Regions from separate parts of the Homo sapiens genome. Here region 2 is linked to region 1. A link is an interaction called in ENCODE POLR2A ChIA-PET data of the cell type or tissue named here. Cell type or tissue: OCI-LY7. All regions are shown on one strand. Links, peaks and the distances in the headings refer to the core of each region. The heading gives the core; the rest is flanking DNA.

Evidence for each region. Peaks named below come from ENCODE experiments on the same cell type or tissue, not always from the same donor. Only the 100,000 strongest peaks of a DNase experiment are listed, where the experiment ranks them.
Region 2: POLR2A ChIA-PET joins it to region 1 with 8 read pairs; 3 of 35 experiments call an interaction of 5 or more read pairs at or near these places.

The regions. Positions count from the first base shown.
Region 1 is chr6:149,111,139-149,119,467 of GRCh38, forward strand. It overlaps the pseudogene LOC729200. Among named protein-coding and RNA genes, the nearest start is that of UST-AS2, 83 kb to the left of the region's middle. RefSeq lists an enhancer at 2,041-2,150 and a silencer at 6,595-6,889. In OCI-LY7, for the core only: CTCF peaks have their summits at 503 and 705; a DNase peak (open chromatin) is centred at 773; H3K4me3 peaks cover 755 bases; H3K27ac peaks cover 1,314 bases.
Region 2 is chr6:149,463,278-149,471,606 of GRCh38, forward strand. The region is part of intron 2 of ZC3H12D (zinc finger CCCH-type containing 12D); the gene reads right to left. Among named protein-coding and RNA genes, the nearest start is that of ZC3H12D, 18 kb to the right of the region's middle. RefSeq lists enhancers at 2,508-2,737, 2,828-2,877. In OCI-LY7, for the core only: no CTCF peak of the experiment used is centred there; DNase peaks (open chromatin) are centred at 2,654, 3,094, 5,074, 5,804 and 2 weaker places; H3K4me3 peaks cover 4,197 bases; H3K27ac peaks cover 6,213 bases.

The DNA of each region.
Region 1 (8,329 bases), core at 302-8,301:
AAATGGTAGGTTTTAGAATGATATATCTATATGTTTATACTTCAACCAAAAGTATGGAAAAAAGTCATCAGTGAGACTATGTTTAATGGTATTGATTCTCCATACCCTTTTTCTTCCTAGTTGCCACAATTTATTGGTTTTTGTTTGTTTTTTGTTTTTGTTTTGTTTTTCTTTTTTTGAGACAAGGTCTTGTTCTGTTGCCCAGGCTGGAGTTCAGTGGCACGATCACAACTTACTGCAGCCTCAACCTTCTGAGCTCAAGCCATCCGCCTACCTCCAACTCCCAAGTAGCTAGGACTACAGCTGTGCCACCATGCATAGCTAATTTTTTCTTTTTCTGTAGAGACAAGGGTCTCTCTATGTTGCCCAGGCTGGTCTTGAACTCTTGGACTCAAGTGATCCTCCCACCTCGGCCTCCAAAGATGTTGGGATTACAAGCATGAGCCACCATGCCCAGCTCTAGTTGCCATAATTTGATTTTAAATCAAAATGGCATGTTCTATGTTCAAAAATGATTCAACTGTGCCACCTACCTCATGGCTTTGGTGTGGGTGACAAGTGAGAATATATGCAATTACACCTCTAAGATATTCTTGATCTGATAGCATTATCCCCAGAGAATGCATATGAAGCGTAGCTCTAAGTTTATTTATTTATTTTTCACAGAATACAAATCAAAGTTTATTGTACAAAATTAAGGCCTTCGTATTTCATAATTCACCAAGGCTAAAGAAATACTAGATAATTTAAGTCCTTCACAAAAATTTCACTTTCACTTCCCCTAATCTCTATTACAATGACCCAACCAAATGTTAGCAAAACAAACACTATAAATAACACCAAGTCCTTTAAAGATGACTCTCCCAAATTTTATTTCTTGGCATAGGTGATCTTCATAGCATGGGATGTTGTGATCTTAAATCCCTGTAAAGCATCCCTGGCAGCTCCAGCCTTCCCATCATTTTCAAATTCAACAAAAGCAATGTCATGCCTCCCTGGTACTAGACATACTTCCTTGAAGCCAGGGAACTGATTAAACAGCATGGATAACATCATCTCATTAGTCTCTTCTGGTAAGTTATTAAGGAATAAAATATAGTTTGGAGGGTAATCGAGGACCTGAGGATTTGGTGTTGAATTTCCTTGGGTACTAGCTGAATTTGGAGTTCCCTAGCCAGGCCTTTTGTTTGTGGTTGTTGCAGTCTGTTCCACAGTTTTGGCTTTTTTCTTTTCTTTGTCAGCAAAAGTGCCACACATTTCAGATATTATATCCAAATCTGTTTTTGCATATGTATTCGCATTGGTTTACCATAAAATGGAAATCCTTGTGACTGTCTCTAAGCATTTGTGGATGAGCCCAGTTCCTTAAATATGACAAAGCCCTGCCCCTCATCTTCATGGTCTTTAAAGCCACAAAGTCCACCACATGACCAAACTGAGAAAACAGGGCATATAGGCATCTCTTCAATTCTTCCTTTTTAATTTTGTCATTCATATTGTTGATATAAATTGTATGATTTGGTCTGATATCCATGTTTGCGTTAAATTCTTCAGAAAGAGACAGTAAATAATCTAAGGCCTATGCCATCTCCCGTAAGAAACAAAAACTACTCTAAGTTTATTTTAAGCTAGGTTTCACAGCCTAAACGAAAATTAAAATGGAAAAAAAAATGTGTGAGACTGAAATTTTGCGATCTAACTTTCAAATTCACACAGAGATCTGATAGGCTAGACTACTAGAATATTGAGAATGCAACCTTTAAAAAAATGGAAATAGCAAAAAGGAGAATCTTCTGTCCTGTTTTAATCCCCACTGGCCGTGCCCTGTCGAGATCTAGAACACAATTAGGCACCAGAACCAGGAGCCAACAAAGGGTGATGCTGTTCTCTCCAGCTGCCACATGCTGAGCATCTCCATGCTCTTTGGTGCTGCTCAGTGGAGCCAGAGCTAACCCCAGGGACCAGATGTCTGGGTTTGCCCAGGAAGGTCTCACTTCACTCATACTACTGATATGCACAAGAGGCAAGGAAATACCGGGTAGTAGAGGGTGGTTCCCCAGCAAAGGCCCCACCCTCAAGCCTGGTCACCCAAGGCCTTAAATGGGAATAGGCATTCCTGTTTTTGTCCCCAACTGTTGCCTTTTCCAAGACCACCCTGGCCCACCACACCCCCCATCCTGTACCCATAAAAATCTGCTCCACGAGCAGAAGCATGGCAGAGCAGCAGAGCAGCAGAGCGGCATGGCAGAGAATGAGAGAAGAGAGGAAGCACCTGAGAGGAGTTTGGCTGGGGGCAGTCGGAGAGGAGATCAGCTTCAGGATGGCTGAACTCCAGGGGAAGATCATCTTCCCACTCCATCCCCTCTCCAGCTTCCCATCCCACTGAGAGCCACCTCCATCACCCAGTAAAATCCCCGCATTCACCATCTTTCAAGTACATGTAACCTGATTCTTCCTGGATGCAAGGCAAGAATTTGGGATGCACTGGGTGCAGAATCCCAAAAAGGCTGTCACCCTGACTCTTCACTGAGCTGTTTAACACTTAAGCCATCCCTGGACAGCAGGGCTGAAAGAGCACTGTAATACTCGTAGACACTGCCATGGGGCCAGAGCCCAAAAGTGCTCACCCTGGCTCCGGCACCTGCTCACCGGCATGCTCCCCTCCTGTAAGTGGTTTGAGCATGTGGTGGCAGAGCAAACAAGCCACACCCCTGTTGAAAGTCCCACAAAGGGGTCCAGGGAGTCTCCCATTTCATTACTCCTACCCTAATTAAAACTGTGCTGGTTTGGGGATAGTTACCCCATGAATCAATTTGGAAATTCTAGACCATAAAATTTCGACTCACACCCAATCCCTCAGCTGAAGAAAGAAAAGCTAAAAGAAGGGGAAAGCTGTAGGGTTGGGGAGTTGGAGCAGAAGAGGGTTAAGCAGGAAGAAAAAAAAAGAGTAGGCCATTAAGAAAATAAAAACTCAGGCCCTACATTAGGAAGAACAAAAATTCAGAATGCCATTCCTCCAGGTATTCTCCTTCTTGGCTGGGAGGGCTGGTGGGGAAGGAAAATTTCACAACAGCCCAATGAATGGATGGCTTGTTTCCCTCCAAGGAGGCTTACAGCTGGACACCAGTAGTCCGAATAGCAGTCCTGTTTCTCAGGCAGGCTTCCAAGGCCGCCAAGTGTTACAAGCCCTTCATAGAGCAGTGGATTTTAAAGGTGAATTGAAACTATTTTAAGATCCCTCTTGGGTAGCAGATGGACAGAATGACGGATTGTTACTATGGTGTAGTTGTTTTCATTCCTGGCCCAACTGCCACACTAAGCACATAGCACTGTGGGCTCCACAAGGGACAGGCATGGTTTGCTCTCTCTGCAAGCACGATGTGTTCTGTAAAACATGCAAGGAAAGAAGAGTGGGAACCAGATTACAAGTTCTTCTAAACAAAATAGAAAAACATTTACTAGGCCATAATAGGACTAAGCAAGCTAATGCAGAATTTCACTTTGATATTATCTTTGAGAGCCAGTTGGGGGAAGCGGGGTGACATGTATGTGAAATTGTACTTTCAGGAGTTTTATTCAATAAGCCAAAAACTAAGAAGTCTTTTGATTGGATCAGTGTTACCCAATTTTGGGGCCAAAATAATAATAATAAACTTTGGTATAGCTCAGTGGTTAAGAGTTCCAGTTCTAGGCCAGGAGCGGTGGCTCATGCCTGTAATCCCAGCACTTTGGGAGGCCGAGGCGGGAGGATCACAAGGTCAGGAGATTGAGACCATCCTGGCTAACACGGTGAAACCCCATCTCTACTAAAAATACAAAAAAATTAGCTGGGTGTGGTGGCGGATGCCTGTAGTCCCAGCTACTTGGGAGGCTGAGGCTGGAGAATGGCGTGAACCCGGGAGGCAGAGCTTGCAGTGAGCCGAGATTGCACCACTGCACTCCAGCCTGGGTGACAGAGCTAGACTCCATCTCAAAAAAAAAAAAAAAAAGAGTTCCAGTTCTAGATTAGATAGCCTTGATTCAAATCTCAGCTTCATCAGTTACTAGTAACTCTAGGCAAGTTCTTTAACCGCTTTGTATCTTGGTTTTTTCATCAGTAAAATGCTGATGTTGCCTCTGTCATAAGGTTGTTGGGAAGAGCTGATAAACAAAATGCTTAGGACACTGCCTGGCACATCCTGGAGCTTGTTAATGTCAGTTGTGGTGGTAGTTGTCACTATTACAAGGTATAATTTCAAGGTTCCATTGTAATCTCTTAAATGTGCTTAGCTATGCTCAATTTGACAGCCAGGGAAAAATGTTTTTTTCAGAGATAAGCTACTGATATTTTGATAATGCTCCCAGTTTCCCTCCCTTGAGTAGGTCAGGAAGGAGGAAGGTTTGTGAAAGAACGGAGCTATTATAAAACATAGTTACAGGGTTGTATAGCTCTAGAGGGTTTCTGTGCTGCCCTGGTTACTTCTCTTGCTGAAAAAGAAGGAAGTGTTTGGGAGGCTGAGGCTGGCAGATCACGAGGTCAAGAGATCGAGACCATCCTGGCCAACGTGGTGAAACTCCGTCTCTACTAAAAATACAAAAATTAGCCAGGTGTGGTGGCATGAGCCTGTAGTCCCAGCTACTTGAGTGGCTGAGGCAGGAGAATTGCTTGAACCCGGGAGGCAGAGGTTGCAGTGAGACGAGATCGGGCTGCTGCACTCCAGCCTGGCGACAGAGCTAGACTCTGTCTCAAAAAAAAAAAAAAAAAAGAAGGAAGTGGTAAGAATTCATAGCAATTAGAGTCACCAAAGCTGGGAAGGTAGGACTGAAATGTTTTTGTTCCACAAAAGTTTTCTGAGCCTTTGCCTACACAAAGTACTTTATTAGGACATTTCCGTGCTACCTATGCGATGCTCAAGGACTTCATTCATTCACTCATTTATTCCACGAGTCTGTGAGCATTAACTATGGATCAAGAACTGTCCTAGGGGCTGGAGATAGAACAACAGACACAACAGGGTCCTAACCTCAGGGCCTCACAGAGTATGGGGGATGCTGACCATTAGCAATCATTAGTGATAGCTCAGGAACTCAGGCAGCAGAGAGGAAAGGGCCAAACTCATCACTTGATGCATGGGAAAGCAATCTCAGGTACCAGCACAGGCAGAGTCCACATATGGAAGCGTTTCAAAGTGGAGAATTCCTGATTTGATGTCAGATTTAAAAGAGCAGGTAAAACTCAGAGTCAATTTAGTATGAGCAGTGAGGGGAGACAGGGGAGTTGGCAAGGCAGGGAGTAGGTACCACTCATTAGTTCTTTGCCTGCAGCGTGACCAGCGTTGTGCTAAGCCCTTTCCGCCATGCTCTATGACAATCCACTGAAGTCAGGATGGCTGTTGTCTTTTGACAGATGAGAAACCCGAAGCACAGGGTATTTAGGTGGCTTGGTCAAGGTCTTCCAGCTGCTTAGTTGTGCTGGGTTAAGCAAATGGCTGTGGCTTCAAGCTTTGGTTTTTCCACTGCCCGACGGGGGCTCGGTTCCAGGAAGGCAAGTGGAGTCCATCCAGGATATTATGAAAGGAAAACTAAGAGCATGTTGTTACATCCAGAATGATGGTAATATGTTTAAAGTTAGATTATATTAGGAAACTGGCAATACTATGTGTCCCTAGGTGTGATCCAGCCCGGATGGCAAGCCAGGCAAATAAAGTTCATTATCGATAGCCTGATATGCCCAAAGTGTTAATTTGCATATAGGACTTGCACTGGCTGCTCAATCAGGCTACTTGTGATTTCTCTTTCCCTGAGATACCCATTTGGCCCAGGGATGTATGCAAATGAGTTCTGGATGTTCATAAAATCTCTGTCTCCCCACAAAATGCAGATTGCCAAGTGTTGCATCTCTTCCAACCAAGTTTTCATTCTCATCTCTTTGGTTCTTTGATTGATTTTGCTACTCCATTTCTAGAACCTTCTTCACCATCACCCCATCTTGGGTTGGTTAGTGTTTATGTTCAGCTCTAAGTAACAGAAACCTGACTAAACAGTGGCTTCAAAGAACCATGAGGTTTAATTTTTCTTAGTGGCAGTTGCTAGCATTAGTGGAGATGTGAAAATGTTGATCCTGTCAAGAAGTAAATTGCTTGCATAGATGGTAAGGTATTTCATGCTGCCCCGAGTCTCCAGATTGTTATTTACTGTCCTAGATGGGGCCATTTAGTTTTCATGACAGGCTGCTGACTTTCTAGTTACTGTCTTCTCTCTAGCTGGCCTGGCTCCATTCTAATTTCATCAGATTCAGTCTATTATTGGGCCAACCTGGAGCTTCCCTGGGAAGCTGCTCCACTTGCCAGTGGTTCAGAATGTAGGTCCTGGGTTAGCTCTGAGATGCCCTTGGTTTTGAGTTGCTGAAGCAGAGCCTTCACACACCCTCAGTCCCATGCTCTTCTGAGGGCACAGAGAAACCATGACATGGGAACAGGACATCATTGAAAAGCCTACTGTGTGCCAGGTGCTTTAGACACTTTCTCCCTGAAGCCTCATGAGAACCTAGGAAGTGAATCCTATTATATTTTCCATTTGGGAGATGAGGACACAGGTTTAGCAAATGTAAATAACAAGACTGTATGGCCAGCACGGGTCTGTCTGATCCCAAACCCTATTCTCTTTCCAGTCACAATGTGCTGAGCCCTGAAAGTTCCAAATTGTCCTAAGTTCCTTAAGTACCCGCATCAAGGGTGGGGCAGGGGCGGAGAGGAGAAGGCAGAGTAGACACCATATCTCAGGGAACCTGGGATCAGGCCAGAACCCCAGGGGATGTGTGCTACAGAAGAAATTTCCCTGGAGTCTGCTAGTGACACAGACTAAGGTCTCTGGTGATTACATAACAGCCATAGCTCCCCCAGACAGCTGGTATCCACAGTGGCAGAAACAGGGGATCCCTTAGCTAGTTTAGATATTCTATAAGAGCTAGGAGAAATCATACCTAGTTCTGCACTACGGTTAGGCAGAAAAGTTTCAAAATGCTGAGTTGCCTTGCTCCTGGCAAGAGTCACATCAGCTCCAGGTGGTGGCCACTTATCTTGTGCTCATCAAAAACTATAATCAGTGGTTCTATATCTCTCTCTTTTTAAAAATGACTTAGATCTAATAATCATTTAATAATCATACAGGGGGCAGTACACAGACCCTCACTGCCCCAACGGCATTTGCAAAAGGCACTGGGGCAGAAAGGGTCTGCGTACTGCTCCCCAAACTGATCCCCATCAAGTAAAGATTTCCACAGTGGCCCTTGTGTTCTGTCTCTGGAAGGAGAGGTAGCAATCTGCTGATCCTGTGGGCTCAGGTCTCCTTGCCCATCCCTCACTCCTCACCAGCATTAGGAGCCCCCATACCCCTCTCTGGTCATCATTCTTTGTTCTATGGCTTGGGGCAGTGCCACTGATCCACAGAAGAGGACTTCCATGTCTATGGTGGTCTTCGCCATTTCCCAGCAAATGGCCACAAGATGCCCAGTTCTTTCGTGTCCTCCCAGGTAGACATCATGCGTGTCTACCCCAGGTCTTACAGTTCTCTTGGGAGTGCTTGGCCTGAAAGGGAAATAAGCGGATGGCTTGTCTATACCATACCTGTTTACAAAAGTTATTTCATGTGGGGCACTGAAGAAAAAAGTTGAAACAGAAAGGAAGATTCTGTGTATGGAGCCTCTGGAAACGGGAATCAATGAAACTTAAGTTCTCCCAGAAAAGTGTGGGGTGCATTGTACAACTTAACTTTAGGGAACATGGTCCAATACAGTGCTTCCCATCCTCTCTGTTGTCATGGTGCATGGGAAACATGATCGTATTTGAACCACACACTGGGGAACAAGGTAAATAAGCAGGGCCACTCACAGCCAGAAACAACAGGCCAGGAAGCTCTGGAAACCCCATACCCCACCAGGCCTCACTGAGAAGAAGGAACCCAAGTCTGGGCACACCATTGGGAGCCTGTAGTCCAGGCAATAGAAGGGTTGATGAAAATCCAGAGGAGCTCAATCCTGTTGTCACAGATGTGTGTATTTTTCCCCTGGGCAGCTCAGGAACCAACACAGCTACATGGTGTCTGGAGCAGCTTTCTAAAACCTTCCCTCTCTGAGCCTCGACTTCACCTCAGTCTAAAAATCACTCAGCAGCTCTGAACTCCTGATGATCAAGGGTCATTCTGATCATACATGATCAATTCTGTTTCTCTCTTATAGCCAAAAAGTCAACAGTCCCCTAGGAAATGAAGGAAGAGAAGTTGTATGATTCATACCATTACTGGGCAGTTTGTACTTTATCTCTTCCTTCCATAAAGCCTGTGGCAAAAAAAA
Region 2 (8,329 bases), core at 174-8,173, 350 kb after region 1:
GGAGAGAGTGGTATGAGATCAGGCAGGGCCTTGCAGACATTATGGAAGATTCCTTTCTTCCTCCTAAGAGGAATTAAAAAGCCACGGAAGGATTTCAAGATTGGAAGTAGATGATGTGATGCGTTGTGATGATTCAAAAAGCTCAATCTGAGGCCGGGCGTGGTGGCTCACGCCTGTAATCCCAGAACTTTGTGAGGCCGAGGCAGGTGGATCATGAGGTCAGGAGATCAAGACCATCCTGGCCAACATGGTGAAACCCTGTCTCTACTAAAAATACAAAAATTAGCCAGGCGTGGTGGCGCATGCCTATAATCCCAGCTACTCAGGGGGCTGAGGCAGGAGAATTGCTCGAACCTGGGAGGCGGAGGTTGTAGTGAGCCGAGATCGCGCCACTGCACTCCAGCTTGGGCGACATAGCAAAAATTGACGGTGACTTGGACTAAGCTGATGGTGGTGGATGAGGGAGAAGAGTAGGTGAACTTGAGAGATATTTATTTAGAAGGTCAAATCTCCAGAACTCAATGACTGATTGGATATGGGAGTGATAGAGAAGAAGGCATCAAAGATGACTCAAGATCTCTGGCTTGTGTAAGAGGATGGCAGGCTATTCACTGACACCAGGAATTCTGGAAAGGAACAGGGTTAGAGGGAAAGATCATGAGTTCTATTTTAGACACATATTGAGCTGTTAACATTTCCACTTAGAGGAAATGTTAAGTAAACAGCTAGGGTTCAGTGGAGATGTCTGAGTGATTAAAGTTGTAGGCCGTCTCTGTGTAAGCAATAGCTGAGGCCACAGCATGGACAGAATTTCCTGCTCGCCTGGAGAGAAAGTGAGCAGCCTGGGCTGGAGGAACTCTGCGACTTCGCAGCTGGTTATAGGTAGAGGGGGGCAATATCATATGGGACTCAGGAGGGACGGATCTGAGAAGGAGGAAGAAAACCAGAGGATGTGCATCAGGAAAGCCAGGGGAAAAGGGGTCACCAAACGCTGCTCCAAGTGACTGGTGAAACCTGAAGACGTCCCTCAGACTCAGTCAGTGGGGTCAGTGGGGTTTCGCTGGAGGGAGACAAGTGGATAGATTTGAGATATTGAGAAGGCAAAATCAACTGGACTCAGCCATGTGTGAGACAGAACCTGGCCTCAAATTAGATCACTCCACATCCTCTTCCGCCTTCAGATCCCAGCTTCATCCTCACTTCCTCAGGAAAGCATCCCCTACTCCCTAGACTCCTGCAGATCCCTCTCACGAGCTCTCACTGCACCCTCCCGCTCCTTCCTGGCACTGGGGAACGTTGGCACCCATCCAGGGGATTGCCTGGGTCTCCCTTCTTTAAACCGTGGGCTCCTCTTGCTCACCACAGAACTCTCAGTGCCCAGCATCGTGTCTAATAATTGTAATGACTCACTTTAAAAGCTGTTGAATAAACGAATGGCTGAGAAGAAACTCAGCTGAGAAGCAGCTAGAGGAGAAGCTGAAGCAAAGGGAAGAGCTGACCGGAAGGATCCAAACACAGGCATAACTGACATGGTCTAGGGACCAGAAAGACAGGAGTGGGGCTGGAGCACGAGGAATGAGCCCGGGCAACAGGTGTAAAGGGAGGGGCAAGGATAAGTTCTTAGAGAGCCAAGGGCCACTACGCCACTCGTGCCTTCTCCCGAGAAGCCTGGCAGCCAACCCATATGCAGACAAGGATGACATTTTGAATTCACACTGCTGTGCTCTCTCTCGTATGTGACCTTTCCTGCTATTTTCTCAAGGAAGATTAGGATAGTCACAAGTTTATAAAAGAAAAAGGACGCGGTGGCTCATGCCTGTAATCCCAGCACTTTGGGAGGCTGAGGTGGGCGGATCACCTGAGGTCAGGAGTTCAAGACCAGCCTGACCAACATGGTGAAACCGCATCTTTACTAAAAATACAAAAATTAGCTGGGTGTGGTGGCACGTGCCTGTAATCCCAGCTACTGGAGAGGCTGAGGCTGGAGAATCGCGTGAGCCTGGGAGGCAGAGGTTGCAGTGAGCTGAGATCAAGCCACTGCACTCCAGCCTGGGTGACAGTGTGAGACTCTGTCTCAAAAAAAAAAAAAAAATGAAGAAGATAAATATCCCTTTCGCTACTGAGGCTGAACTCTGAGGCTTGTACAGTGAGGAGAAAATATCAACAGGGATATCTGTGGTCAAAAGGAAGAGGAAGGCCGGGTGTGGTGGCTCACACCTGTAATCCCAGCACTTTCGGAGGCCAAGGAGAAAGGATCACGAGGTCAGGAGATCGAGAGCATCCTGGCTAACACGGTGAAATCCTGTCTCTACTAAAAATACAAAAAATTTAGCTAGGTGTGATGGCATGCACATGTAGTTCCAGCTACTCGGGAGGCTGAGGCAGGAGAATCACTTGAACCTGGGAGGTGGAGGTCACAGTGAGCTGAGATCGCACCACTGCACTCCAGCCTGGGCGACAGAGCGAGACGCCATCTCAAAAAAAAAAAAGGGGGGGGGAAGAGGAAGCAGATCGCTGGTCCTTTCCAGCCCAGCAGAAGCTGAAAAAGAGGGAAGATGGAAGGAGGAGGAGGTCCTCACCCCACCCCCCAATTCCAGCTCCACCCAGCCCAACCATAGGGGAGGGGGAGATGGAGAAACATCAAGACTGTGAACAAGAGGCTGAACCTTTGTTTTTCAGCACAGACTGGGCAGGCTGCAAGCCCCTCAGAGAAACCAGGTTTCTGCAAGGCTGCCTTGGAGGAACATGACTTGGAGGAGAAGTGAGTCTGAAGCCACACCCCATCCCTCGCATGACCCCAGGCCTGGTGGACTGTCTGGGGATGGACAAGCTGGCACCAGTGAGCAGAGAGCACTTTAAGCCAGCATGGCTCCCAGAAGGCCACTTCCATGTTTCCCGTTTAGAGGCCAGGCCAGCCCAGCCACTGTGCAACAGAACCCAGTGAGGGCCCCAGACCCCTTTTCCGGCCAATATCAGGTCTCAAAGGCCCCAGAGGCCATCCGAGATGGGAGGGGGCGGAGAGGAACCACAGAGCCTGAGTCGCCCAGGAGACAGAAGAAACGGAGGCCCCACCTGATGTACACTGGCAAACGTTAAGATGTACCCTCCCCTACCTAAAAAAGAGGGGAAGATATCGTGCCTGTCATAGAAAATGAGGTCCGTTTTCTGTGTCCCTGAAGCAGTAAAGTGAACAATTGATGACACCCTCCCTCACGTCACCCCCGAGACACATGCATCTCTTCAATGTAGTCAAGTCCACCCTCAGTTAATTCTCAAGGGAAAATAGCACCACCACAATTATTTTAAAACTTGTTTCTTGGCTGGGTGCTGTGGCTCACGCCTGTAATCCCAGCACTTTGGGAGGCCGAGGCGGGCGGATCACGAGGTCAGGAGTTCGAGACCAGCCTAACCAACATGGTGAAACCCCGTCTTTACTAAAAATACAAAAATCAGCCAGGCGTGGTGGCGCATGCCTGTAATCCCAGTTACACAGGAGGCTGAGGCAGGAAAATCGCTTGAACCCGGGAGGGAGAAGTTTCAGTGAGCCGAGATCAAGCCACTGCATTCTAGCTTGGGTGACAGAGCAAGACTCCATCTCAAAAATAAAATAAAATAAAATAAAATAAAATAAAATAAAATAAAATAAAATAAAATAAAAAAGCTGTTTCTTAATTGCTGCTCTTTTTTCAGGGTCTCCTTCCATATTTGCATTTAACCATTCACAAGCCATCTCTGACACCTTTGGTGGGTGTAGGAGGCAGTGTTCAGTGGTGAGAGACAGGAAGGGAACCTGGACCCTGGCAGAGCTCTCAGTCGCCCTGGGAGCCCACTCCCCAGCACACAGACAGGAATGCACACACCAAAGGCATCCACTCATCTGCACGTTCCTTCACAGACTCAGTGCAATTCCTGAATATCTACTACAAGGCTCTGCACTGCATGCTAAGAAAAGACATCACCCCTGCTTCTTGGAGCTCTTTTTTTTTTATTTAAGAAATGGAGTCTCATTCTGTTACCCAGGCTGGAGTGCAATGGTACAATCATGGCTCACAGTAGCCTCAACCTCTCAGGCTCAAGCAGTCCTCCCACCTCAGCCTCCCAAGTCGCTGGGACTACAGGTATGCACTGCCACACCTGGCTAATTTTAAAAATTTGTTGTAGAGATGAGGTCTGGCTATGTTGCCCAGGCCGGTCTTGAACTCCTGGCCCCAGGTGATCCTCCCATGTTGGCCTCCCAAAGTGCTGAGATTACAGGCATGAGCCACTGCGCCTGGCCTTGGAGCTCATTTTTAAGATCTGTAGAGGGTTCTGTCTGCCAGGGCACTTTGCACGTTTTGCCTCATTTAATCATTACAAGAAGCCCTTGAGGAAGTGACCTTGTCCCCATTTTACCCTTGAGGAAACTGAAGCAAAACAATGTGTCCATCTCTCTGATCTAGGGGCAGCCCTCAAAGCCTGACCCCTTAGGCTGCAAAACTCTTCCTCCCTAGTCTCCCAAAGACCATTGATTCCCCCCAACTCCATCTATACCTCAGGATCCAGATGGCAGTTCTTTTGGAGGAATAGTAACCCACAGTTTAAATGCTCATGCTTAGAAAAGGCACCTCATGCCCTTATTAACCAACACTGTGAACCAGCTCATCAGGCAGCAAGCCGAGAGCCAGGCCCTGGGAAAAGGAGACAGGAGCTGGGAGTTTTGTTTTTGTTTTCTGTTTGTTTTTGAGACGGAGTTTTGTTCTTGTTGCCCAGACTGGAGTGCAATGGCGCAATCTCAGCTCACCACAACCTCCACCTCCCAGGTTCAAGCGATTCTCCTGCCTCAGCCTCCCGAGTAGCTGGGATTACAAGCATGCATCACCACACCCAGCTAATTTTGTATTTTTAGTAGAGACGGGGTTTCTCCACGTTGGTCAGGCTGGTCTCAAACTCCTGACCTCAGGTGATTCGCCTGCCTTGGCCTCCCAAAGTGCTAGGATTACAGGCATAAGCCACTGCACCCCACCAGAGATGGGAGTTTTGAATAACCAAAGGTACAAAGAGGAAGTGGGTTGGCACCCAAGGCAAATTTTGCCTGCCTGACAACTGTGCCTGGGGTAGCTGCAATCAGAGTGCCAGCCAGTTTCAGTAACTAGACAATCCAATTGTACACCACTGCATCTTTGACTATTGCCAAGTAGTTCCTGCAGAGGCTAGGGGCTCCCAAAGCAGTCACATATGGAGGAAGGTTGTGGCTATGGGCAGGAGGAAAGAGAGGAGCAATGATTCCTCAGGGGTCTGAGATGTGAAGGGAAGCTGCTCTTGCCACTCTGTTTCTTACTGGGGGTTCAATTGCAAACACTCTGACCCTTCTCACCAGGAGATCTCTCCCCAGCTCAAGGCAGGGGAAAGAGACCGTGAGCAGGGGCTGATCTGGGAGCTTTCGCCTTACAAGAAATGGGTGCAGACAGGCAGGAGCCCAAGGCTAACGTCAGACAGAACAGAGTCAGGGTCTCAGAAGCAGGTCTGACCCCCAGCCCGGTCATAAACCCCCACCATTCTCTTTCTTGCCTGCTGGGAACCCACTGAGGGGGGCATGATGAAAACTGAGAGGTATGATTTCAAGCCTGATCTCTCTCTTCCTTGGAGATCCCTTACTCCAGCACAAACCAGAGCCTGCAGAGTGTCCTGAGAGTGTAAAAATGTAAACAACAGCCAAAGCAAAAAGCCCTGTGCACTCCAAAATGAGGACACATTTACATGAAACCCTACTCTGGGGCAGTAAGAGGATGTGAAATTATCAGGTGCTTTCCCCCCAAGGTTGTACTTTGAATCCCGCCTTTTCTAGATTTGCCTACAGAATGTAAAACAGGCTGGGCACTTGTGAGTCTGCCCACCCTAGGCAAGAAAATGCTGCAACTCAGCCGGGAGCGATGGCTCAAGCCTGTAATCCCAGCACTTTGGGAGGCCGAGGCGGGTGGATCACTAAGTCAGGAGATCGAGACCATCCTGGCTAACACGGTGAAACCCCGTCTGTATTAAAAGTACAAAAAAATTAGCTGGACGTGGTGGCGGGCACCTGTAGTCCCAGCTACTTGGGAGGCTGAGGCAGGGGAATGGCGTGAACCCGGGAGGCGGAGCTTGCAGTGAGCCGAGATGGCGCCACTGCACTCCAGCCTGGGCGACAGAGCGAGACTCCATCTCAAAAAAAAAAAGAAAATGCTGCAACTGTTGGCTCGTGAGAATTCATGCTCTTCCCACACACCATGATGCCATTTTGAACACGCTTTCAATGAAAGCTGCCTTCTTTTTAAAAAGTTGCTGGACATTATTCTTAAAGCCAGGTATCTATGGACTCAGGTATTCAGCTGAATGACCCGAGCTGATGTCCCTCTCTTTCTCACGGAAACACACACACAGCCCTACCTTTAAGGTATGGAGACTGCACTGAGAAATCAGTCTTTGGGCTGCTAGTCCATGAGAGCTACTATTTGAGGCACATGTGGCACCCTGAGGGCATCCTGGGCACCAGCCCTGCAGAGGGTCCCTGTGAAGGGAGTGGGGCCTCACACCTGCCTGCAGCTGACAAGTCCAGGGCTTGTCAACTGCAGCCAGAGCCCGCCTCTGGGTCAGGGTCTCCTACCCTGTGGTCCTTTCCTAGGCCGGGGGAGAGCAGAAGGAATGGTAATGTCTGGGGGGAACATGGGGCATTGGAGAGAGCACTGAATCCAGAGCTGGCTCTTCTTGCTCTGTGACCTCAGGCAAGTTACTTACTCTCTCTGAACCTCTAAAGAAGAGAAATTCCTTTACGAGAAAAATGTATTGACCAGGCGCGGTGGCTCACACCTATAATCCCAGCACTTTGGAGGCTGAGGTGGGTGGATCACTTGAGGTCAGGAGTTCAAGACCAGCCTGGCCAACATGGTGAAACCCAGTGTCTACTAAAAATACAAAAAATTAGCCAGGCATATTGGCACACACCTGTAGTCCCAGCTACTCGGGAGGCTGAGTCAGGAGAATTGCTTGAACCCAGGAGGTAGAGGTTGCAGCGAGCCAAGATCTCACCACTTCACTCCAGCCTGGGCAACACAGTGAGACTGTCTCAAAACAAACAAACAAAAAACTACAAAAATTAGCCAGGTGTAGTGGCAGGCACCCGTAATCCCAGCTACTCAGGAGACTGAGGCAGGAGAATCAACTGAACCCGGGAAGTGGAGGTTGCAGAGAGCCGAGATTGGACCAATGCACTCTAGCCTGGCAAAAGAGCAAGACTCCGTCTGAAGAAAAAAAAAATAAAAATAAAATGTATATATTTATTTCAAGCATATGTAAAATAACCACCTTGAATCCTCACCCATTAGAGATGAAAAGGCCTTTTAAGGTTTAGTCCAACATCCTAATTGTGTAAATAGGGCTCAAGCCAGGTGACCTACCTAAGGTCACACAGCTGGATGGCTGAAAAGGGACAGCTGTACAGTCCAATCTACAGCCACTTGCCACACCTGGCTATTCACATTTAAGTTAAAATTAATTGAAAAAATAAAATATAGAAGCCAGTTCCTTGGTTGCACTGGCCACATTTCAAGTGCTCGAACGTCACACGTGGCAAGTGGCTCTGTGGGGACAGGGCAGGGGTGGGCCTTGCCCTCACTGCGGGGAGTTGTGTTGGGCAGCCCTGGCCTAGCGGTCCTGTACTTCTGACTTCCCTGGTTTCCTTTATGGGGTACAGCAAGAGGTCCAGCAAAACTGGGGGCAGCCATAGGTCTGTTTACCAGGTCCCCATCTTCCACTCTCCCCACATCATCACTTGGAGTTCTCATTACGTTGACCCACCTCTTACAAAATGAGGAATGATGCCAGTAGTCCTGCTTAGGAGAGCCCATTTCTGTAAAAAGCACTGGGCCAGTGGCCCACTCTGTCAACCTCCAGAGAGCAGCAGCCAGGTCTTCTGGGTTCAGCCAAGCACGACCAATGGCATTGGGCTAAACATTCTAAAGCACTGGGGAAAGAAGCCCACAGAAACTTCTACCTATTGTGTCATGGCTAGGAAGCACAGGTGGGGGTCAGGGTCTGATTCCAGCCAGTGTTGACCATAGTCAAGCCTGTCAAGTCCTTTCCTGTGTAACTGAGAGGGTCAGAACAAGAACTGATGGCCCACTCTCACATTCTCTGTGCTAACAGGGGACACATGGCCTAGTGCCTCCTGAAAGGCAGAGGAAAAATAAATCCCTGGCCACAAAGCATAGAATTATCTGTAATGTCTCATTCTATGTCAGTGGGTTATCATATTTTTGGGGATGACAGACCCTTTAAGTGTCTATTGAAAGCTGTGACTCTTTCCCCCAGAGAAACA